Regions from separate parts of the Mus musculus genome. Here regions 2 and 3 are each linked to region 1. A link is a loop called in an ENCODE intact Hi-C map of the cell type or tissue named here. Cell type or tissue: left cerebral cortex. All regions are shown on one strand.

The links. Peaks named below come from ENCODE experiments on the same cell type or tissue, not always from the same donor. Only the 100,000 strongest peaks of a DNase experiment are listed, where the experiment ranks them.
Region 2: it touches region 1 in a loop (5-fold over the local background); 3 of 42 quality-filtered maps call a loop at or near these places.
Region 3: a loop joins it to region 1, with 5 times the contacts of the local background. A loop is called at or near these places in 2 of 42 quality-filtered maps.

The regions. Positions count from the first base shown.
Region 1 is chr3:137,206,440-137,214,439 of GRCm38, reverse strand. No RefSeq gene overlaps it. Among named protein-coding and RNA genes, the nearest start is that of Gm567, 79 kb to the left of the region's middle. In left cerebral cortex, no CTCF peak of the experiment used is centred here; DNase peaks (open chromatin) are centred at 2,566, 4,860, 7,330 and 7,614; H3K27ac peaks cover 2,608 bases.
Region 2 is chr3:136,991,557-136,999,556 of GRCm38, reverse strand. No RefSeq gene overlaps it. Among named protein-coding and RNA genes, the nearest start is that of 1700006H20Rik, 40 kb to the right of the region's middle. In left cerebral cortex, a CTCF peak has its summit at 4,647 (motif pointing right); DNase peaks (open chromatin) are centred at 3,709, 4,644, 5,011, 5,860 and 3 more places; H3K27ac peaks cover 3,595 bases.
Region 3 is chr3:137,285,659-137,293,658 of GRCm38, reverse strand. It overlaps Gm567 (predicted gene 567), which reads right to left and starts at 4,042. Exons shown (of 3, transcript NR_163863.1): 1 at 3,893-4,042. In left cerebral cortex, no CTCF peak of the experiment used is centred here; a DNase peak (open chromatin) is centred at 3,976.

The sequences.
Region 1 (8,000 bases):
TGAGAAAAGAGAATATCAGGAGATGAGGTATAGGGAGAGATATGGGTGTGACTCTGTTCTACCTGAATAGAATATCTTTAGAAGCCAGTCTCCGTATATGGCAGCTAGACACCAGAAAGAAAATGCCCTATATTCAAGGCACTCAGAATGAAACCATACATAGAACAACCAGGATTCAATCAATTCTTGGGTAAAAAATGAAAGTCAGGGGCCAGTAGATGAAGAAAGCTATAGAAATCTCTAAATGGACCAGGAAGTGAGTTAGGGGAGACAGACCATTGATAGTGCAAAGGAAAGAACAGAAAGCCAGAGACCTTAGAGTCATCTAAAAGCAGGCAGCATTGCAGGAAGACTGGCCCTGGCTGACATGGTTAACTGGCCAAAAGGGAAGGGAAGAAGGCTGCAGTGAGAGGAGATATCTGCTCCTCACTCTGCCCAGGAGTAACAGCATTCTTTTCCAGGAGCGGTCACTTCACAAAAGCACACAGCGAATGAACTAACCTGGGCAAGGGCGCAGAGTCAGTGATCAGGAACAGAGCAGCAGTTTAGTTAGGTGAGTTCAATCCTGGGCCAGGATGCTGAAGTGGGAGCCTGGCTGAGGATCCAACAAATCTCATAAGAAATGAGATTTGACTAACAGTTGGACATAATGGTTGAGCAGAAAATAATTTTAAAAAAGGATTCTAAAATGTTGTCTAATCACTTAAGAAAAATGAAAGTGGTGTTATCTCAAAACTAAGATGGTGAGATGATTTATTCTAATAATTCTATACAGTCATGGTGGTATATTTTCAGACTGAGAGCTGAGTAGTGTTTTTTATATACTCATATATAGACATTCAGTTCTTCATATGATACTGAAAGGCAAAAACTAAAACTTTATTTTTATAAGCAAGAAAATGAAGGTTCAAAAGGCCCCAATACTTTTTGTAAAAAATACATAACCTTAAGTTTTTATGACTGCCAAGATGAAATCCCTGGGCCGCTTCTATATTTTATGAGTGGAACCTGAACTGACAACAGGACCTCCAAGAGCCTATGTCTTAAGCAAAGTATAAAGCGGGCTGGAGCTGGGGGAGAGGAACACTGAGTGCCTGGGTGTAGAAGTCACCACAGTTAGCTGAGCTTGGAAGTAGGTGATTACCTTAGGGCTGAGAAATATGAGGAGAAGAAAACAGAGAGACAAAACCCCACAAAATCCAAAACCCCCGGAACCTCAAATCATGAGAGCCACTTGGAATGATGGGTAGAAAGCAGTGAGGGGCATGCCAAAGCTAAGACAGAAATAGAGCGTCTGGAACTGAGTTGTTAAGAAATCACAGCCATGTGGATCAAAAATGTCCAGTAGCTAAGGGACTGGCTGGCTGACATCTAGAAGCCCCATTGAATGTTATATGAATGAAGTATATTCTAGGAAGCGGAGACTGCTTGAGAGTGTCAAGAAGGAAGGGCAGGTGGAGGGAGACAGGCAGTGGAGAGCTTAGACAGCAGTTTCTACAGAGGACAGGAGTCTGGTTATGTTTTGCCAGATGGAGATCCTAGGAGTTACCTACTGTTTGGGGATCAAATATATGGAGCATGTGAAGTCTATCTCTCAGTGTTAAAGGATCACATTTGTCTTAGCTTGGGACACCATAATGAATAAGAGACCAGGGACTGAGTGAACAAGAGTATGTGTCTCATGGTTTCAAGGGCTGATAAGCACACATAATCCAGACACTGTCTTATGATAGTTCAGTAAGGATACTATTCTAGTTTCTAGACAGTTGCACTCTTCCTTTGTTATCATATGGAGTGTCTGTTGTGAGGAAAACGGAGATCTCTAGACTCTTCTAGTAAAGACATTACTATCAACATGAGAACTCTTGAGCCCATGACTTAATCTGAATTATTTTCACTCCCAAAGACCTTATCTTTAGGCACCAACGTGTTGAATGTATGAGCTTCAACATATATGTTTGAAGGTTGTGAAGGTATAAAGATTCATTCTACAGCAATGACCGGGGGTGGGGTGGGGTGGGTTGATCATGTATTGTCTGTATTCAATTGACAAAATTCTTCTTCACTGTCTCACGTTGACCCTCCCCAGCTTGATTTTGCAGTCAACAAAGCACACTAGCAAAAACATCTATAATTTTGAAAATATGAAAATTAGTGATATGGTTTTTTTTTCTAACTAAATCACCAACCAACTGAGATTTCTGAAGATGAAAGAGAGCTATATTTCCCAGCAATACTTGACACTTACCTAGAATCTTTGTTCTTTTTTGTTTACCTTTGGTTCTAAAATGGAGTAGAGAAGGCCTGACCCCCTCTGTGCTCATAGAACTGGGAGAAAAGGGAGCCCCAGAGGCTGCTTTACGCCTCAATTCCTCTGTCTCCGGATACTAAGCTGTTCCCACAGTTGCCTGTATTTCCACAGGCAGCACACTTTAAGCTCCATATGCCATAAGCAAATGGATTTAGGAAAGCAGATATCTGCATGGTTGATACACTCAGCATCCTTTGTTAGGCAGTGTCTCTGTCTCCTAGCAACATTGTAGGGAACTCCATCAGGGGTATGAAATTAGATGTCCATGTAGGCGGAATACCTGTAGAGTGTTCAGTTTTATGAAAAGCTTTCACTAAAAATTATATGTATTATGCAAAATGCTACAGTAACATAAGGTTAAAGTAGAAATTGTTCAACTCCCACACGAGCAATTTAAGGTTCCAACAGTACCCAGTAGCCAAGAGTCTACAGTGTACAAAAAAGAAGGAGAAAGGCTTAGAAAGACACTGTAAAAGACACTGGAAATCCAGATAGGATAACAACCCAGAAAAATTTCTTTCTCAAAAAAGCATGTCAGGGAGGTGGGGCAGGGAGGCATCTTGCAGGTTCTTGTTTTGTGAAAAAACTTCTCTCAGCTTTGGGAAAGAAGAAAATGAAGTATTTTGGCCTCCAAATAAGCAACAAACCAGATGGAAATATGAAATTCCAGAAGAAATTCCAAGGAGCTCTTTCCTGCAGGTACTGACGGCCCTCACACATCAAAACTCCACACAAGCAGACCTACTCTTTGCTACTTCATTTCTCACAATAGGTGACTGTCAGCTGTCTATCTCACCAATGAGATGCAATCAAATTAATTCAGGTCTAAGAAGAACATGTCCTGGGATCATTGTGTGACCAGCCTGCCCAAGAAAATTCTTATAAAATGATGGGTACTGCACATGGTTTCTGCCTCATTCATGCAAGGCTTGTGAAGAAAATTGTACCTACCACGAGTGTGTAAAGTTTCCTACAGCTCTTTAGAGAATGAAATAAACTTTTTAGTTGTTTCATTTATGTAGTTAGTTTGATTTACATTCCTAGACACCTTGTAACTAATTTTATTAAGTACTTATTGTATACTATGCAGTCTTCTGAATTGGAATATACACACAAACACACATACACACACACACACAAACACACACACACACAAACACACACACACACACACACACACACACACACACACACACACACACACACTGCATATATGTATGTATCTAGCTGCATAAGATTGACCTTATTTGTGCTAGGTACTGTGTCTGATGCTGGAAAAAAAATACTGAAAAGGACATGCTGCCAGTGTTGATACAGAACTCACAGTCCTGAGAAAGATGGACAAGCAATAAAAATTAAAGCTAAGTGCTGTCAAAGAGCATTTGCTTAACAATATATGTGCATTCAAATAACGAAAGCCCTTTTCCTCTTAATTTAATTACCCTCTTCAAATATAAATTATAATTAATAATTGCGCTGGTTATATTTATGCTCTATTCTTTTGAAGAACAAAAAAGCATTTCAAAAGTCATGACAGAACATTCAATGCAGAGATTGGTGATTAAACAAAGGATGGTTTCATCACTCTGGCAGTGTTTGAAAAACCTGGAGCAGGTAGCTGGCTCTTCGTTTTAGGTCCCTTAATTTGTTTATAGACTCCACTTCCTCAGGGCTGGAAATGGAAGGTTGAAACAATGATCTCCTTAGGGTACTCCAGATTTCTCCTCCCTGCTAAGTTAGATCAGGACCAGATCTCTATGAGTGTTATGTGAACCAAAGGACCAAACTCCAGCTTCCTTGAAAGGGAGAGGAAAAGAAAAGACATTCCAGGTTGAGGTGTCTGCTACAAACTTGATGCACTCTAGAAAAATCTTTCTTTGAAACTATTATAAATTTTAGGTGTATTAGTGCATGTAGACTGAAATAACAAAACACCCTAAGCTAAGTTTCTTATAAACAACAAGAACTAGTAGGTTTGGGAAGTTCAGTATCAGAACATTTGTGGACCTGAAGCCCAGTGAGTCATCTTTCTGGTTCAGAGTTGATAATGCCCTTTCTTCATATGGAAGTAGCAAGGCCTGTTTTTTAGATGCCCTAATCCCATCAGCGAAGCCCTCACCATTATGGCCACATCTTGGAAGCACATTGACAAATAGAAGCTTTCATATATGAGTTTTGGGGAGACATAAACACTCAGGATTCCAGAAACACTGGTGATCTGACCCTTACTGATTGCATTGTCTAGAACTGGGAATTACCTTGCTTTGGCAAACACAAGCTTTGGCATGTGACTCTCAAAGAGCAAAGTACATGAATTCACTCAGACCACTGAGATGGAGTGAAGATTCAAAGAGAACACTAGGAGATGATTGGCACATGGTGCAGGCCATGCCTCTATCAGTGGTATCCAAAGCAGAGTCCCCACAAGAGTGTTTTTACTGGGGCTTCAGTTCTTTGGACTAAGGTACAAATTTTCTTCTCCATAATCTCATAACTTCTATAACCTGACACCTCCTAAAATATCCTTTTTTTCTGTTTAAGTTAATCTGAGTCAGTTTCTGTTTTTAAGTGATGAGAACTTTGACTACTATGGGTAGGAAGCTAGATCACGAATCATGGAGGAGAAAGGCTATATCAGGTATAACAGCAACAAGGCTAAGTTCTTAGAGAAAAGATTGGCAAAGATGAATTTCATTCCCTAGCTTGACTTCTGTGTTTATGGTTGAACGAGGATCACTACCGAGTAGAAAGGCTGGCTACAAATTCAAATGTTAACAAATATCCACCGAGGTTATGTTCATCCATTAGCCACTACAAATAGGAAGACCCAATATAGGGAATCTACTTGTACTAGCTCTAAAAATACTTCTTTAAAAAAATGTGTTACTTTGGTGAGTAGTACATGGTATGGAAGTATGTAGTTGCATGTGTATGTTCATGTAGAATTCAGAGGACAGACACCTTCAAATATTTCTCAGGTGTTATTCACCTTGTCTTTGGCTAACCTGGAATTGTTCTTATAGAATAGGTGGGCTGGCCATTGAGCCCTGGGGAATTGAATGCATATGCATCACTGGGGCAGCTGGGATTATGAGCACTTTCATAGTACCCAGCTTTTTTTTTTTTTAAAGATGAATTCTAGACATTGAGTTTATCCTCATGTTTGTATAGTGACCACCTTTCCCACTAAACTAAAATCTCATCCAAAGGGGCATCTGTTCAATTTTTCAGTCTATCATAACTCATAACTGACTTGAGCCAGATCTGCTAACTAGACATGAATGGAATAATGGTAAACACAAAAAATGCAACACCCACCTTCCTCATAATTAGAGATGAGTAAGACAACAGTAAATAAATAATAATATATACCATTGCTCTTCATTTTGTTTTTATGGATTCATCTGCTTACTGAAAAACATTATCCCTCTAGACAGTTCCAGAATCCTGGGAGGTGAAAGACTCTCAGGACTCAAAAGGAAGGACCTTCGATGTAGATTCTTCCTCCAGTAGAAAGACAGGACATCAAGTGGATAGATAGGGTTGCCCTCCCCTAGTCAAAAACTTTGACCTAGAATTGTTCCTCTCTAAAAGAATTGCAGGAACAAAAACGGAGAAGAGACTGAGGGAAAGGCGGTCCAATAACCAACCCAACTTGAGATCCATCTCAAGGAGAGGCTCTAAGGCCTGACACTATTTACTGATGCTATGGTATGCTTACAGACAGGAGCCTATCATGGCTACTCTCCAAGAGGCCCAACTGACTGAGACAGACACAGACAGATACATAGACCCAAACAATGGATTGAAGTTGGGGATCCCTGTGATTGAATTAGGGAAAGGCTGGAAGAAGCTGTGAAGGACAGCAATCCTATAGGAAGACCAGCAGTATCAACTAACCCAGACACCTGAAATCTCTCAGACACCGAGACACCAGCCAAGCAGCATACACTAGCTGATATAAGGACCCTGACATATAGGTAGGTAGGTAGGTAGATAGATGGATGGATGGATGGATGGATGGATAGATAGATAGACAGACAGACAGACAGACAGACAGACAGACAGACAGACAGATAGATAGATAGATAGATAGATAGATAGATAGATAGATAGATAGATAGATAGATAGATAGATAGCAGAGGGTGGCCTGGTCTGGCCTCAGTGGGAGAAGGTATGCTTAATCCTTGAGAAACTTGAGGTCCCAGGGAATGGGGAGGCCTGGCAGAAGTGGGGGTGGGTGGGCACATCCTCATGGAGACAAGAATGAGGAGGAATGGGGTGAGGAACTGTGTGAAGGTGGACTAGTAGAGGGTTAATGACTGGACTATAAAATAATAAAAGTAATAAAAAAGAAGGAGGAGGAAAAGGAGAAGGAGGAGGAAGAAGAAGAGAAGAAGGAAGAGAAGGAGGAGGAGAAAACTTGTAAATATCAACTTGAGAGAGAGAAAGGGAGACAGAGAGAGAGAGAGAGAGAGAGAGAGAGAGAGAGAGAGAGAGAGAGAGAGAGAGAGAGAGAAATATTTGTAATTTCCAAACCAGTCCATGATAGACGGATGCAGGGGCTGTAGATGCTTGAACTCACCAGACAGACAAGTTGCTAGAGGTTACTCTGTCTAAATGGAGCTCTCAGGCAGAAAGGACTAGAAAGGGGCAACAGTAGGGGAAAAACAATGCAAGGAGTATCGACTGTTGCCAACTAAATTGAGTTGGCATCCCAACCCCAGCTCTGATTAGCAAGGCAGTCACTTTCTGCTTGGAGCAATGTCTCAGAAAGTGATAATTCAGTGATTAGGACAAACCATGGTGAATAATGAGAACTGCCCATAATAAATCTTCATAAAATGACAGACACAGGTGTTATGGTGGCAGAACACAGTAAAACAGTAATTGAATCAGGAGACCAAGAAGGGCAGTGTAAAAAGAAGCTGCATTAAATCAATCTCTGAAATATGAGTAAGAAGTTAGGTGGCAAAGTTTTTTTATAAAAAGAAACAGTTTGTGCTCTACCCACTACCTACGGCTGCAAGTGGGCAATTATGCCTATGAATGTGGCCCAGCATAAAACTGTACATGTATTTTTAAAACTTTAAGGGATTTTTTTGATGGTTTTTTTTTTTTTTGATGGGGGCTAGTTTTCTGGCAACTCATTTGTGTATTTCTCAAGTATCATGGCACAATATCAAAGAGTCAGACATCTATGTGCAGAGTAACTGAACCAGCACTTAGCATGATGTGGACAGGTGGGGTGGGGTGGGGTAACAGGAGAGATAGCGCCCTGACAAAGAGAAGTTATTTCATCCACACCAAATGCCTTAGTTCTGCTCTCAGGAGAGTGAGAAGCTACTGGAAGACTGTGTGTAGAGCCAGAGTCTAGCCAGATCTTACTGGCTGCTTCTGTGTTTGTTTGGCAGAATGAGCTTAGATAAATAAGACAGACAGGAAGAGATGGGGCTCAGAATCTGCTGCCCCAAATCAACATTAAGATTACTTCTTGGAAATATATGTATAGTTCTTCTTTTAAAATTAATGCTAAAAGTACTTTCTAAGAAGAAAAAGAAGAGAATTTCTAAGTTTTGACAGAATCAAAGTGCAAACTTAACATATCACTTTTGATATAGGAGGGCAAATCAGTTAAGACATCATTATCTGTGTTTGTAAAGGAGGGGTTGTTGTCTTCACCTCAGA
Region 2 (8,000 bases), 210 kb after region 1:
CTGTGCATTATAATTGCACAGTGCTTGTACTATACACGAACTCAGTTTTATAAAATTGAGTTTCATTCCAAAAAACAAAAGCTTTTTAATATGCTCCAATCATCACTCCTCAGCAAGAGTCAAATTAAGTATGCTTTTGGATTACATTATGTCCGAATACTTGATTTTTAAATTGCCATTTTAATTACTGGTCTGATTTTTTTATTAGATATTTTCTTCATTTACATTTCAAATGCTATCCTCAAAGTCCCCTATACGTTCCCCCCACTCTGCTCCCCAACCCACCTCCTCCTGCTTCTTGGCCCTGGCATTCCCCTGAACTGGGGCATATAATCTTTGCAAGACCAAGGGCTTCTCCTCCCAATGATGGCCAACTAGGCCATGTTCTACTACATATGCAGCTAGAGACACGAGCTCTGGGGGGGTACTGGTTAGTTCATATTGTTGTTCCTCCTATAGGGTTGCCGACCCCCTCAGCTCCCAGGGTACTTTCTCTAGCTCCTCCATTGGGGGCCCTGTGTTCCATCCAATATATGACTGTGAGCATCCACTTCTGTATTTGCCAGGCACTGGCATAGTCTCACAAGAGACAGCTATGTCAGGGTCCTATGAGCAAAATCTTGCTAGTGTATGCAATGGTCCCACCTGGGGATCCATCCCATAAACAGACACCAAACCACTGAATCACTGGTCTGATTTTTAATAGAGATTAGCACAGAATTCCAACAATGTCTGAAGTGACCCTAAATTTATTTCTGCCATTTGTACTGTGTGTTTATGCAAAGTGCCATTCTCAGTAGTGATGATTATATAATGAAAACAGTCAACTCTGAAAACCAACGAAGATGCTATCTGCCCGATGTAGCAAATATTCAACTAAGTTTGCATTCCTTCTGTAGAAGTAAGCCAGCACATCCACCTCGTTAGTGTACAAATTTGCTTTTTTTAGTATGTTGAAACAATGAGTGTTTAAAACAATAGACTTTTAGATGTTTTCTTATGAATAGACATTTGATTTGGGTACCTACTTTATGGACCTGTGTATCTGGAATCATAAAACTTTCATGGGCAAAAGGGGTCATGAATTTGAAAAATTTAAGAAACTGTGATATATAATAACTGGCAAGCCTCCTGAGCTGATTTCCTGGGCACGGGAAAATGCTCTCACTCTGCTACCCATGCCACTACTTTCCCTTTGCCATTTGGTGGAGCACATGTGGAAGACGCACACATGCTGGCTTTGCACGGTTATCCCGTAGCCCACAAGGGTTCTTACTTCCCTGGGCCCCATAGGTGGAGAAAGAAAGGCCTGAGTGCACCTAACTCTGTCAGAGCTTTGGTTAGGTCTTATCAGCCTGCACTGCCTATATTTGCTTTTCAATTGCCATCTTCTGCAGCACATTGTCCTCTCTGGCAGCTTATGCTTCCATCGTCAAGCCAGCAAGTACTTCATCCAAGATAATGTATGGGCTAAGAGCTTTAATGTTAAATAGAACTGATTCATGTCTTTCAATTAATCATACGTCACTGCATAAGTCTGCGCGAAGAGTATTTCATTATCATTAATTAAAGATGTAATAATAGTACTGCCTTCTTTAATAAGATTCATGGATGATAACATAAGATAAATTCATATGAAATATTTACTTTGTAAATTGTGATTAAAATGATCAATTCTAGGAAGAACCAGAAAACATGCTCCATGGGAACAGGGAAGTAGGGCTGACGCACAAAAGGAACATTACACATCGAGACCAGGGTTAGTATCATTCAGGAGTTTGTATTTCTAAGATGAGTTTGATGAAGTAAATCACAAAAATGATGTAAGAAGCAGTAGAGGAGAGTAACAGTCAAAAAAAAAGAGACAGAGCATCCAACATTGATGGAATTGATAAGAGCAGGGGCCAAGGGTTCAAGTTACTCAGAATGGAAATGTAGGGTAAGTAGTTGACTCACAAAACACAGGAGTGCTACAGTTAAATCTCCAATGGTATTTGAAAGGATTATGCCCATTGTTTTTTCTTATTAACAGGCATTTAAGCTATAATTAATTGATATCTTATTTATTAACACCCATCCAGTTAGTTATTAAACCCCTTAAAGGTTGAGGCAAAATGTATCCTATTATAAAGGAATTATATTTGTTTGTCAAAAAGCAGAGCTAAAGGAATGGATAAACAGACTGATAGGTGATCTGGTCTATAGATACAGAGACATAGAAATAATGTCACATGATATAAAGATCAAGAGAACTTTTAGAAAAATATCCACAAGGCAAGTATCTCTGAAGAAATAAATCACAGCTAAGAATTTATTTATAGTAACCTTACTGATCATGTATTTACTTGTTATATATACCTTTCCCAGATTAACAATCCACTGATACTTTCAAAATACAACACAACACATTTGCTCAGAGAGAGCTCACCTATGCTAGCCAGAGAGGATGCTGATTTGGCTTGGAATATTTCTATGTGAAGACTATGTAGCCCTCCAGTGTCCACAGCTTCACAGAGACAGTGCCCTGGGGTTAAGGAAAAGATCTTATCCTGTCCTCCACTAAATGATGCCCAAGTATTTGAATATAACAAAAGGGCAGTGTGATAGAGAGGAGAAAGAGGGTACCAAAATTGTAAGAAGAGCAAATGATTCGAAGGATCCATTGGAGTGGAATGGATGGGTAATATGACATGAAGAAATTCTGAAGAAATAATTTAAAATTAAGATTCTGCTTCCTTAGTAGAGAACATATTGCTCATCACTCACACACACACACACACACACACACACACACACACACACACACACATCCTGTTTTTTTCAACATGGACTTGTGTACTGTTAACCATGTAAAAAGCTCTCTCATTCTTAAGCCAGAGAGTGCAACTCTGAAATGCAAAGCTCGTGACTGGGTGTGGGAGGGAAAAGACTAAAATTAGAGAGCCCAACAAGCTCTAATATTAGGGATTTATTTTGAAAATGTCATATCTAATGAGGGCTAGCGAGGAAATTCTTTAAAAATGATTTGCTTGTTTTCCTATGTTAAAGTTTCTTCTCTCCTAAAGAGGAGAAGTTGCTCGCCTCGCTGTGTTATTTTTAAAGTCCTGCAGCCAGTTTCAGAAAAGCGGAATCATCCAGTTAATCATGTAGAAAAAAATTAGATTCAGTCTAAATGAGGAAAAGATGGACCAGGTCAGAGGTAGGGCAATTAAAAAAAAAAATAGCTGGGTGATGTTTCTCATCAGTCTGTCTGTAACTTGCACCCAAATAGTTAACCCACTAAATTAGATATTGCTTACTGAATTTAAAAGGGGTATCATGTCACCATGGTAACTGGGTTTGCTTAAACATAGCTTGAAATGTATGTACAGTCCAAATTAGTGACAGAGCAGAAACTCAGAGAACAGTGCTGAGCGATCAGCTTGCTAAATTTCCCTACAGTGGGGCGTATGCGCTCATGTTTGAGGAGCCTCTCTTTGGAAGGTTTGTCTTCTGAGGTGTTTGTCCCCAAATCTCAGTCATTATTGCCAGGAAAAACAGTCTTTTCAGTTAAATTTGAAATGGTCACATGAAAATGATCATTTGTTTATACCTACAGCTTGATCAGTTGATATGTGGACAGGAATTGTGTGACCTATCATTTAAAACAGCCTTTCAGATGCTGTTTTATTTGGTTCATCTTTTGGAGTATTTCAGATCATCTTTTCTTGAAAAGCTAATCCACAAATAGCATTTCCACCCCCACCTACTCCTCCTTATGATAAAATTGGTAAGAAAACTGCTTCATGTAAATTTAAAGCAAAAAAAAAAAACCTTTTAAAATGAGGAGATATTGCCACAACTTGGCTTCTGACCAAGAAATATCCCTGGCACTTTTCTAATAATTTTTGGATAAAGAGTTACTTCACAGAAAAGCAGAATAGTTCATACTGAGACTCCATTACATAACCCTGGAGAAAATACGTGATTCTTTGAGTTTTTCAAAGCTTTTTTTCTTCTTCTTGACTTTCCTTGTCTTTTCTGAGGAAATGATTAAATATGATACATTTGGGGAAATTTTATATCATTTACTCTTTTATAATTATTAGGACCTTTATTGGATTTGGTCAGTAACTTGCACAATTCCCATAATGCTAGTGGATAGTTAACAGGAAAAAAAGGACAGTGAACCTTGATGTTTTTCCTGATGAGCAACAATGAGCTGTCTTTCTGCTTTGGGGTGCAGGGTGTTTATAATGTTTGTCCAGTGTCTCCATCCAAAGCCTTCACTCAGAAGGGAAATTGCTACAGTGCACTAAGCCCCAATTATCTGCTAGGTATTTAGTGGAAAATAGTACATCATGTTTTAATTCACACAAAACCTTGATAATTAGAAGTCATCTCCACTGCTCAGAGTGGTTGTTTTCTACCCTTACACTGCTTAAATTAGCAAGCTGAGGTGTAATGTCCCAGAACATGTTCTTTTCAGAAGAGACTCAGCTGATTTTGAATGGTGTGTTATGACTGATATCAGCAGGTGGGTAAGAACTCATCTGCGTTGAATATCCACTGCCCTGTACACCATTACACCGAAGTGGTATGCTTTTTCACGAAAACTCTCATCCCTCTGTTAGCTGATCATTATTGTGAGCATCTGGGAGGGCCACTTGGAGGCAGTAGCAGTATGAGCCAAGCACCCGAGCTTCAAGTCATTGGCATGGTTTGCTCTGAGCTGGCATCTCAACCTCTTCCAGAAAAGAACATCATAGAAACATTTTTCCCCTTGCCAGACCATAATATGCCATTGTAGAGAAATACATCTTGTAAATTGTTTGAGGATATGGATGCCCTGGCCTGTGCATACAGTGAGGAGAATGAAACCAGGCAGGGATTCAGCAGACTAACTCAAGCATATTGATGGCAATGGCTAAGGAGACGGAAGCAGTGGGCAAGGGGCAGGCTCACTTCTGAGTTTCAGCATTTATGAAAATAAGGGGAAAGGTCTAGCATCCACACTCATGAATGCCATAACCTTATGCTAAGAGAGTGAAAATGATGAAAACCTGAAGAAGATGCCCCGTGGAAGGGTGAGGGCAGCATGCTGTGGCGTTGATGTGGTCAGCGAACAGAACAGATGGAAATCTACAGGTCCTTGGAAGTCAGCACTAAAGATGACCTTGCAGAAAATCCAGAGTAGTGCTGTCCTCAGTGTGTCTTACAGACTGCCTTACAGTGCCACAAATCAACCAAGAGTCTGTGTGTCCTTCCACACTTAAGAGTTTTGTTTTATAGAAAATGACCTGTAGCTTCAAAATGTGGGGACAGTATTATTTTATAAATAAAATGAAAATGAAATCTCACTTAGCACAGTGTATCTTTCTTCAGTAATCAGTAAATAAAATATATCCCTTTTAACAGTACAAATATTTATGCCTATGTATTCTTCAAAGTCAAACTCATCTTTAGATGTCTGCTAAGAGTCCTGAGAGCTGAGGAGATGCAACCCACATTGAGCTCTGGGTCCCGACTTCAGTTCTGCAAAAGTTTTCCTGTCTATATTTTGAGATTTAGGCATTTCAAAAGCCCACCTTTATTTTCTCTTTAGGTTGAAAACTGCCAATCAGTGTCCTTTCCTAGAAAAGTCTCCATAGCTTAGATCTGTCCAGTGCTCTAGCAAAAAGTGATAAGGCTAAAGGAAATGAATTCATATGTCAAGGAGAAAAGGAGAGTTTTCTGACTAGTTCAAACCAAGAAGCTTTCTGGCATCCAAGGGAAGATACTGAAGCATGAAGCAACACTTTTGCATATCTTGTGCATAATTTGCCTAAGAAAAGTTTCCATTCATTTGAGGCAACAGACAGGACTTTGGATGCAGACATCCATAAGTATAAATGCAGAGCTGCTCAACGCCAGCTGTGTGCCATTGACCAAACTGTTTAGTCTTTTGGTCTTCATAATTTACATAACCTTCTGGGATGTTGAGAAGAGTGAGACAGAGTGTGTGTGGTGAGCCCAGTACAAGGCCAGATGTCGCTCTTAATTGTGTATTCCTTCTGTTTTCAAGTGTGACCCACTTTTTAAAAGAATTTCAGAGTTCTAGAAGTCATGGGTTTCAGAAGAGCCAAGAACACTAGATATCAGATGCTCAGAATTATGACTGGGCAACAGAGAGCCTTATAGGAAAATGATTATGGTCCAAAAACCATAGACTTTGAAATTGTATACCCTTTGAGATTCTTCTAGGAAAAATAGAACAAAAATATAAGAAATACAATAACTGCTTTGAATATAAGTTTTTCTATTGAGGTTGTATGTTTAAAAAGCAATATCCTTATATTAGAAATATGTCAATCTGGCCCACTCATTTATCATAGACAAAAATTCCAGTTTACAACTCTAATCCAATGGTTTCTCTGAGTCTGGGCTGGTAGCATGGCTGCATATGGCAGCTAGTCTCCCAGAAGAGGTTGGCTATGCCATCATTTTGGCAAATATCTTATAACTTTGTGGCCTAGTTGTAGGCCTTTTTGAATATATTTGCTGACTTAATAAAACATTTCTTTTCTTTTGTAGCACAGAATGAGGATTTAAAACCATTCTATTTGAGTAGATGCATCAATTTAATGTCTTTAAGTAAATAGAGTTAAGAAATGGATATATTCTGTGTATAATTAAGATCAAACATTGTCCAGAAGGGATTGATGTTGCTGACACCACCCTCAGGATAGTGCTACAGACAATAACATCCTAGAGTATCCTTTACAGATCTTCCCTCCTCATCAGGGAAGAACAGTGAACTAGCCACTGAGACCACACTGGAACAGAGGGATGCTCTGTAGTCTGCTGCAAACATTTACCCAATAGTGATCATCCATCCATGCTCTTTACAGAGAGGTTGCATCCACAAAGCAACACAGAGAAGATGTGATACTGTGCTCTCAGACCTCAGAGTGGGATGTGCCGTCCACTAGAGAGCTGTTGCTGTTGTTTTTGATGGTAGTGTTTTGTGTTGTCTAAATTTAATTTACAATGGTATTTTCTCTGACCTTACGATTAAGTCAACTGTGGATGTCAACTGTAACAAATAAAAATTGAATTAAACAACTAATTGTGTTTCATGTATGTCTCTATATTGCATGAGTTATATTAAATCCTTAGACTAAAAATTGTATTTCAGAAATTCAAATTTAGCTTGGTAATCTTTATTTTTACAAGTCAACACTAAATAAAATGCACATACAATGGACATTCCATCCACATGTCAAGTAAGTAAAGTGGTTATTACTAATTATTACCCTCTTCTTGCTGAGCAAACTGAACTTCACCCAGGTTTGAGGACTGGCAGTGTCACTCCACAAGGATTCCAAGGGCTCTGCAATTTCAGCCTTATATTCTTAAATCCCTACCTGCTTCATCTGACTTCTATGATACATACATCACAATGCTGCTTTATATAGCTCACCACAGTGTCAAAATTGGAAGTATTGCACAGTATGTAGATTAATCTATTTTCGGCTGAGAAAGATGAAAGGTTAGTAAGTTGAACCAGAAGTAACCTGTCTGTCTTTTAGGTATCTACCTATTATCTATCCATATACCTTCCCTTTATCACCTCATCTATCTATAATCTACCATGTATCCATTTATCCGTCTGTCCTTCCATCATCTGTAATCTGCCTTAGCTATCTGTCTACATCTATGGTGTCATCTATCTACCATCTTTCTCTAATCATTTCTCACCTGTCTACAATCTATAGACCTATAAGCTGCCTATCATCTGTCATGTATCAATTAAATGTCTTTTATATATCTATAATCTATCTATATGCAGCCTATCTATCATGTACCAATCATCTTAGTTATAGTTTTCACAACTAAATAAGGTGCAATCAGGGAAACCATTATACAAAGAATCAAAGCTGTGATAAGGCTTTGAGGTTTAAAACTATGGGTCTATCGAGGACATTTTTTTTCTTTAGCTCTTTAACCAACCTGCCCATTTAACGAAGGCACATAGTTCA
Region 3 (8,000 bases), 79 kb before region 1:
ATGTATCTGACTTATTCCAGGTAGGTATAGGCATGAAGTCAAAGAATAAAACCATGTTGTCAAACAAATACCTTGCATTACTGGCTTAGACCAAGCCTGGGGCTAAGTGAGAGCAGCCAGTGCAGCTCTGTGCCAGATATCCACTTTAGGTTGTTTTGAGTGACGTTTGATTTTCAGTTCTTACTCAGAGGAGCATGGCCCATGGCAATTTGTAACTCACAGGCATGAGAGCATGGAAGTCCAGGTTCTGCATGACAGAACTAAAAAGGAATCCACAGGAAGCGAGTGGGGTCTGTGAAGTGTGCCAAGAGGGCCGGCAACTTAAAATTCTTCAGCTGCGCTGTGCATTACACATCGGCCGGCCCTTCTATGGCTATCACACAGTTTCCCTTTTCTGGGGTTTCCTCTTTTCACTCTCTGCCAGAGAGAGGAGATAACAAAGCATTTCCCCTTGCACATACTGAAATCAATTTTGCCAGTAAGTACGGATCCTAAAATGAAACTGTCTTGACCCTCTCATAAAAGGAGGCATTTTCAATTGCCTGCTGATAGCTGTGAAGTATATATCATTTTTCATACTCTTAGCCTTAGTAATCTGTCAGGTGTCTGGACATTTCATTACCAGCAATGTTTTACCATCTATCCATCTCTGCTCTTCTAGGTGCCTATTTTTAACACAGAGACAATAGATATCAGCCAGTCAATAAAGGATTATCCTGATATACGATGTTTAAGAACAGGTATCCTGGTATCAGATAATGTGGTACATCTGGGTTGTGTTCGAAATTCCCTCTGAGCATTAGAATTTGGTGTCATACATGATGAGGCAGAATTCTTTTCTTTTAAAATAGTATCTACATAACTAGATCATATGATATGTTTAACGATATCAGTATTAAAAACTATGAAAAATGCTATGAAGAAAGAGGGCTTGATAAGGGGACAGAATGACAGGGTTGTACTTTGGGTACAGTTGTTAGACAAGCTGTTCTGGGAAGATTTTGTTTGGACAAGGGCTTAAATGAACTGGGGAAACAAATCATAAAAGCACTGGGAGGGAGGGTTACAGGCAGAGGAAAGAGCAACTGTAAGGATGCAAAAGAAGAAGAAGAAGAAGAAGAAGAAGAAGAAGAAGAAGAAGAAGAAGAAGAAGAAGAAGAAGAAGAAGAGGAAGGAGGAGGAGGAGGAGGAGGAGGAGGAGGAGAAGGAGGAGAAGGAGGAGAAGGAGGAGAAGAAGGAGAAGGAGAAGAAGGAGAAGAAGGAGAAGAAGGAGAAGAAGGAGAAGAAGGAGAAGAAGGAGAAGAAGGAGAAGAAGGAGAAGAAGGAGAAGGAGAAGGAGAAGAAGATGATGAAGAAGAAGGAGAGAGAGAGAAAGAGAAAGAAAGAAAGGGAAGGGAAAAAAGAGAGAGAGCATGAGAAATAACATAATTTCATGGATAGAGAAGATAGAGTGTAAACAATATTCCTGTCTCTCTTAGAAACCATTTGCCATCTAATTCAGCCAACATCCCAGTAAGATGAAGATCCTCTATGATGCAAGGCAGCAGTCCTCCAAGTATGGTCTTGGTACCAGTGTTAATAGCAGTTTTGGAACCTTATAAATAGTACTCATTATTGGACTCCACGCCAGACTCTTGCAGGATATTTGCTCATACCTTGATCCATAAGACTGTGTTATTTACTGAAAAAAGAACAAACACTAAAACCAAACCAACCAACCAACCAACCAACCAAATAAACAAAAATACCAAAACCAAACTGTTTTTAGTTGTGGTGTGGCTCAGCCCTTAGTATACACACCTTTAATCCTACACACCTTTAATCCCAAACAATGAAGGTAAAGTTAGTTAGTCGAAGGAAGTACCCATGTCTGAAAGTGATGTCTAATTGAGTGGCAGATCAAGTAGCAAATCAGAGAAAGATTTGATAGGATACACCCAACACTCACAAGAAGAGAGAGGAAAGGGAAGCTATTTAAGGGGCAGTGCAGAGAGAGAAGGCAGTTTTATTGCAACAGTTATAGAAAGACAGGTTGCAGAGGGAGAACAAGCTAGACATAGATGAAGACAGAATGAGCCAAAGAATGAGAAGGAACCAAGAGACTGGAATATTGCCACAGTTGGTGTGAGTCTAAGCAGAGCAATTCAGAGGCAGAAAAAGAGACACCAGATTGAATCAGTTAGCTTGGAGAGGAGTTTGAGTCAGAACAGCTCAGTTGTACCAACCTGCCAAAGATCAGAAGGAACAAGAAAGGGGAAACCTATTCAGCAGCAAGTCTCAGAGGCTGAAAATATTCTAGGCCTAGATAAGATTGTACAGAAGTGCTAGCAAGCTTCCAGGACTAGGCCTAGGTTAGCAGATGAAGGCAGTATGCCTCTGAGATGACATTGAAATCAGGTGAATAAAAGTTACTATTACACCAGACCTAGTAAATGAGAATTTCTAAGGGAATGGCCCAACATTTTGTTTTAATTAGACTCTCTGATGATCCTAATGTACATTGAAATTCGACCACCACTTTCAGTGATGGTTGAATCTTGTCACTACTAATAATTAGATATGACCTCACCAGCTATAAACTCTGTGCTTCACGTAGTCTCTCTGTTGTACTCTCTCTCTCTCTCTCTGTGTATATACATATATACTTGTGTGTTTTCATATATATATGTGTGTTTTCATATATATATATATGGATGTTTTTATTATATATGTGTGTATATATTAAATATACATATATGAAAATGAATAAAAGCAGAAGTGAACTAACATTATCCTATTTGTAGATTAAATGGTCTCATCTATATAAAAGCTAGAAAATGATGCTTCAAGTTCCTATTACAAACAAGTGCTAAATGACAAGGTAAAGAAGACAGATATTTCCCTGGTTCACATATAGCAAGATAAGACAGGCAGTTGGGTACGCACATTCTCAATTGATTGAATATAGAATTTTTCATGATGGCATAAAGTTGGGGATCAAGGAAGAAAGAGGGTAATTATGACTGGGAAGAGCAGAGATGCGGGGTCACTTTCCTAGATGTGACATATCTATACAGAGCCAAAGCTATCCTTAGTCTTGACATCATGGAAAGGCTGGGATTACTGAATTCCTAAGAAGAAATTATTTTTGTATATATGCATGAGACATGAAAGTGCCAGCCATCAGCTACATTATTGCAAGCAATAAGAGCCAGACTTAATTAAAGAGGAAACTGTAAGATATTAATCATTGAGAACAAGAAAAATAAGGACAGAACTGAGCACAGATCTTAAGGGGCCTTTACATTTCTAGTATACAGCCAACATCAGTTTCCCTACTTTTCTCTCATTCTTGTTTTTGAAGGAAATCTGGAGGCAACCACATTATTTTGATAATAGCAGGAACAAGGGAAAGCAAAGGCAGGAATACGTCTGGAAGTGGAGCCCAGACAGAAAGACCCTTTAAGGGTTCAGCTTTCCCTTCTGTTCTTATTCCTTCCTTCTCCTGTTGATGTCCAGAATGACAAGCTGTCAGCCTTTGGAGAGACAGTGGGAGGGGCAGAAGGAAGGTGGGAACGGAAACAAAATGGAGGCAAAGGTGAGAGAGGCTCAGGGAGTCCCTTAGAGATTCTCTGTTCTTAAGGCCTGGCTGCCGGGAGCAGAGTTTTTGACACTAAAGTAGCAGAGTCTTGGAGTTTGAATCCTTTGTGGCACATTATTTATGACTGAGTTCTTTGTAAGTAGTTATTTTTAATGACTTTGTTCCCACACTAAGCCCTTGGTACCACTGTGCTAGCACAACCTTGTGAAACATTGACCACTTTGTTCTGTTTATAAAGGATGACGGATTTACAGTGCTGAAAATAAAACCCACAGAGTCCATAAAGCCCACACTCTTGGTCCCAGCTCTTACCTCACTCCGCATTTAAACAGGTTTCCCCAGCCACAGTCATAACCATGGTTTGGTGCCTTGCTCAAAGATGGAGGCTTGCAAACGGTGACACTCTCTCCCAATTAGAGGCAAAAGCATGGGCTTCTCTCTGTTCCTGTTCTCAGGTTTCCTGGTGGACAGGAGGCATGATGAGGCTTTATATAAACATTACCAGTGTGCATTACCTCTGGGTAGTTTGAGGTTTGAAATTTTCCACTCTTAACAGACACTTAGCACATTTCCAAGAGAAACAAAGAAGCCTTACTTTAGCACTACATAATGTGTAGTTTCAAATATAATTAGATTGCATACACATAGTCACACTCAGGGAGACATAGGATGTCAACTCCTAATTTGCTACCAAAAACATTGTCTCCAGTTATTTTCCAGAGATTAGAGTGGTAACTTCAGTAATTGAAGAGGGGGATAAACAAAGTTAGCATCAAATTATAGTCTGACAAAACTTTAAATTCTGCATTTTAAGGTCTGTATGAGCTCATGTGTCACAGGTCCCAAAATAAATAAGTGTCCGAGTGCCTGAGAGGAAAACAATGGTATAGTTAAAATCATCTATGTAAATGAGCAAATGAGTCAAGTGCCCAGAATGCCTTCTGCTAGGGGCAAAGCTAAATTATAAATAGGGAAATGTCCCACTTAATGTCCCTTACCTACAGGAAGATTGCGGAACAACCACAGAAACACAGACTTTTGCTCTATCTGTGACATAATAATAATCCTGTTGGGAAAGCATGAATAACTTTGAGTTATTGATACTGTAGGTTATGAGTCCTGATTAGAGACTGGTTAGTGCTAATGCTTTTGGCCTTGAATAAGACCTGAAAGAAATCAAGCCTGTAAAAATTGTAACATGAATCAGAGGAGCACACGTGGCCCCCACTCCTCGCTGAGGAGCTATGGATGGCTGCTTTGGTGAGAGTCATTTCTCTTTAGGGGGATGTCCCCTTGGTAGGCTGCTCATGCATCAGTGGATCGTTCTCCACCCAGCAGAACACAGGCGACACTAATTGCACTAAGTAGGTTATAAAAGCAAAGAAACAAAACCCCAAAAGAGATCAGGTAGCAGAGAGGAGAGGATTCTGGAAGGAGTTGGAGGGCCGGATGGATACGATCAAATTACAGTATATACATGGATGGATTTTTTAAAAGAATAAATGAAAACAAAACCAATCCAGAAACTGAGACACATAAAGAGGAAGTGATACGGAAGACTGGCTCTCTGGATAAAGCAGTACAGAACAGGAAACAAGGTCAAAGCTGGGCAACAAGCACCAAGAAATGGGATGCCTTCCATCCTCCCTCTTTTCTTGAGACAGGGTCTCACTAAGGAGCCTTGGCTGGACTCAAACTTGTGATATAACCAGGCTGGCCTTGAACTCAGAGATCTATCTGTACCTTCCAAGTGCAAAGATTAAAGGTATGTGCCACCATGCTTGGTCCTCAACTTCTTTGCCGTAGCCTAGAGGTCCTGCCTCCCCGGCCTGGCCTCTTACCTCTCAGTTCTCTCCCATAACTACTGTAGCCCATTCCACACTTGCTGGCATCTGTCCACCTTGAGCCTCTTTGCTGCAGTTTAAACCTGCTGGTGATGCTTCTGCCCGAGGGCACTTCATCTTTCTGAAATGAACTCTTCCCTTGTAGGTCGGATGTGTTTTGTTTTGTTTTGTTTTGTTTTGTTTTGTTTTGGTTTGGTTTGGTTTGGTTTGGTTTGCTTTGCTTTGCTTTGCTTTGCTTTGCTTTGCTTTGTTTTCTCATTTATACCACCTTGGTCAAAACTTTCATTTGAGTAAGTAAGGCATTTCATGACTATCTCAGTCGCATGGGCCAAGATGTTTACTGCCTTGCCCGAGCATGCGCAGTGAGGCTGCATGCGTGGGCTGCCTGCCAGGCTGGACTGTTCCTCGTGATCCGGACCTGTCAGCCTATCGGTGACCGACGTGAGCTCATGCCTGGAGTGTGTGTGAATTCTGATTGGATGAGGTGGGCTGGAGATAGATGAGGTTAGTTAGCACGAGGATAGTAGAAGTTGTTGTTGTTCCCGGGAGTTAGTTAGGAATATAGCCTTGCCCTAAGTAGAAGTTGTTTAGCCCTTGCCCTAAGTAGAGGCTAGTTGTAGTAAGAGAAGCTGTTGTAAGGGGAGTTGTTCTAAGAAAAGCTGCAAGAAGGAGAACAAGTAAAGAAGCTGTTGCGTAAACCCGACTTGGGTCGTTCTTGTCTTTCCGGCTCGAAGGACCTGAGTAACAACTATCTTATTTAAATTTAAATAAAATTAAATTCATTTAAATTTTTTCATTGATTCTCAAGATGCTCTGGTCCCTTCCATTCTTGGCCTTTTACTCTAGTGGTTATTATCCCTTTTCAATGACAATTATATATTTTGTTTCTTTATGTTAGCTATTCCATGGGTGACTAAAATATTTGGTGTAACATATATAGTTATTCAATAAATACTCATTCAAATTTTTCTTAAAAGACTTTTAAATATCAATTAGCACTTAAACACCCAGCCCACTGTGGATACTCATTATGAATGCTTACAAAAATCAGGGTGTTCAAGGAGAACATAGCCCAGAGGTACAGATATAGGTCAATAACCATTCAGAACTAAAGAGATGGGAAAGTGGCCTGAGGATACAGGTTCTCTGGGGAGATGGATATCCTATGCTATGGCCTTACCACTCTATAGAGCAGTTAGCCAGTTATATCTGTACCTAGGCCACAAAAATGTCATACTATAATGCTTAGTAGCAATTACTTAGGAAAAAACCTAAGAAGGGATTCAATAGAATTTAGCAACCATCATTATCTTAAATTTATTCAATATTCATAAATACTTCAAAATTCCAAAGATACCCCATGGAAAAACACATCTGTTTGACAAATATTGATGCTGCTGATATGAATTTTATTAATGCTGCATATGTGGTTTGCTGTTCTTAGCTTTGGGGACTCAATAACAGTTCTTTGTAAATGCTAGTGTGACTTTATGTAGGCCAAAGACTCACTGTGGACAGTTTAACTTGTCAAACTTGGGTCACAGGAAGAATGTACACAATGCAACCGAAGAAATGGATGGGTGGAAGGAGATCAGCCAGTGGGTCCTTCTTTCTTTCCCCTCAGAGCTGAGAAATACAATGCACTGGGGCCTTCGGCCTGGTTTGAAGGTTGTCTGAGACCTGGGTCCTGTGACTGTGTCACAATACATACTATACTGCTATCTACCATGCATTTCTTTGAACAGCTCTCTGACTTCAAGCTTGTCTCACTGGGGAGGCAAATTGGGATTAAGTAAAATGTGTAAGTGATCAATAGTTTTGGTAGATAATACTACCCTAATGAACGGACTCAAGACTGTCTCCCAGGCTGGCATGAGTCATTTCACATTTAGAGATACTGTAGGGGCTTCGGATGCACCAAGGAGTCATATTCCTCCATAACAGCATGGAGTTATTTCTAACGGCTCACTGGAGAGGTTGAATCAGAAGAATGACACACCATCTCAAGAACAGTGTCCTAAAGAGGCCTATAACTGCCTCTCTGCCCTGTTATTTTCAGGGAAAACTTCTCCCTATGGCATACAGGTGGGAGAAGATCATCTTTTAAAAAAGAGCCAAAGCATTAGGTTAGGAACATCTTAGATAGCCAGACTGCATCCTCGAGGTCCTGGAACACTCCTAGTTAGAAGCAGGTCCATGATATTGTGTCTTCTGTTCTCCTTGACAAAGGTGGTGGGCTAGAGTGATGGTTTCATTTCTGTTAAAATGAATCAATGGTTAAAGCATGTGTTCCAACCCCCAGGGGAATTCAATTCCTCCCTGTTATTAGACGCGTTCTCACGACCGGCCAGGAAAGACGCAACAAACCAGAATCTTCTGCGGCAAAGCTTTATTGCTTACATCTTCAGGAGCCAGAGTGCAAGAGAGCAAGCCAGCAAATGGCGAAACCCCATCCCTTTTTAAGGAGAATTATCCTCCACCTAGGATGTATTACTCCCTGATTGGCTGCAGCCCATCGGCCCAGTTGTCATCACGGGAAAGGCAGAACACATGGTGGGAAAACTGCCCCTGCATGT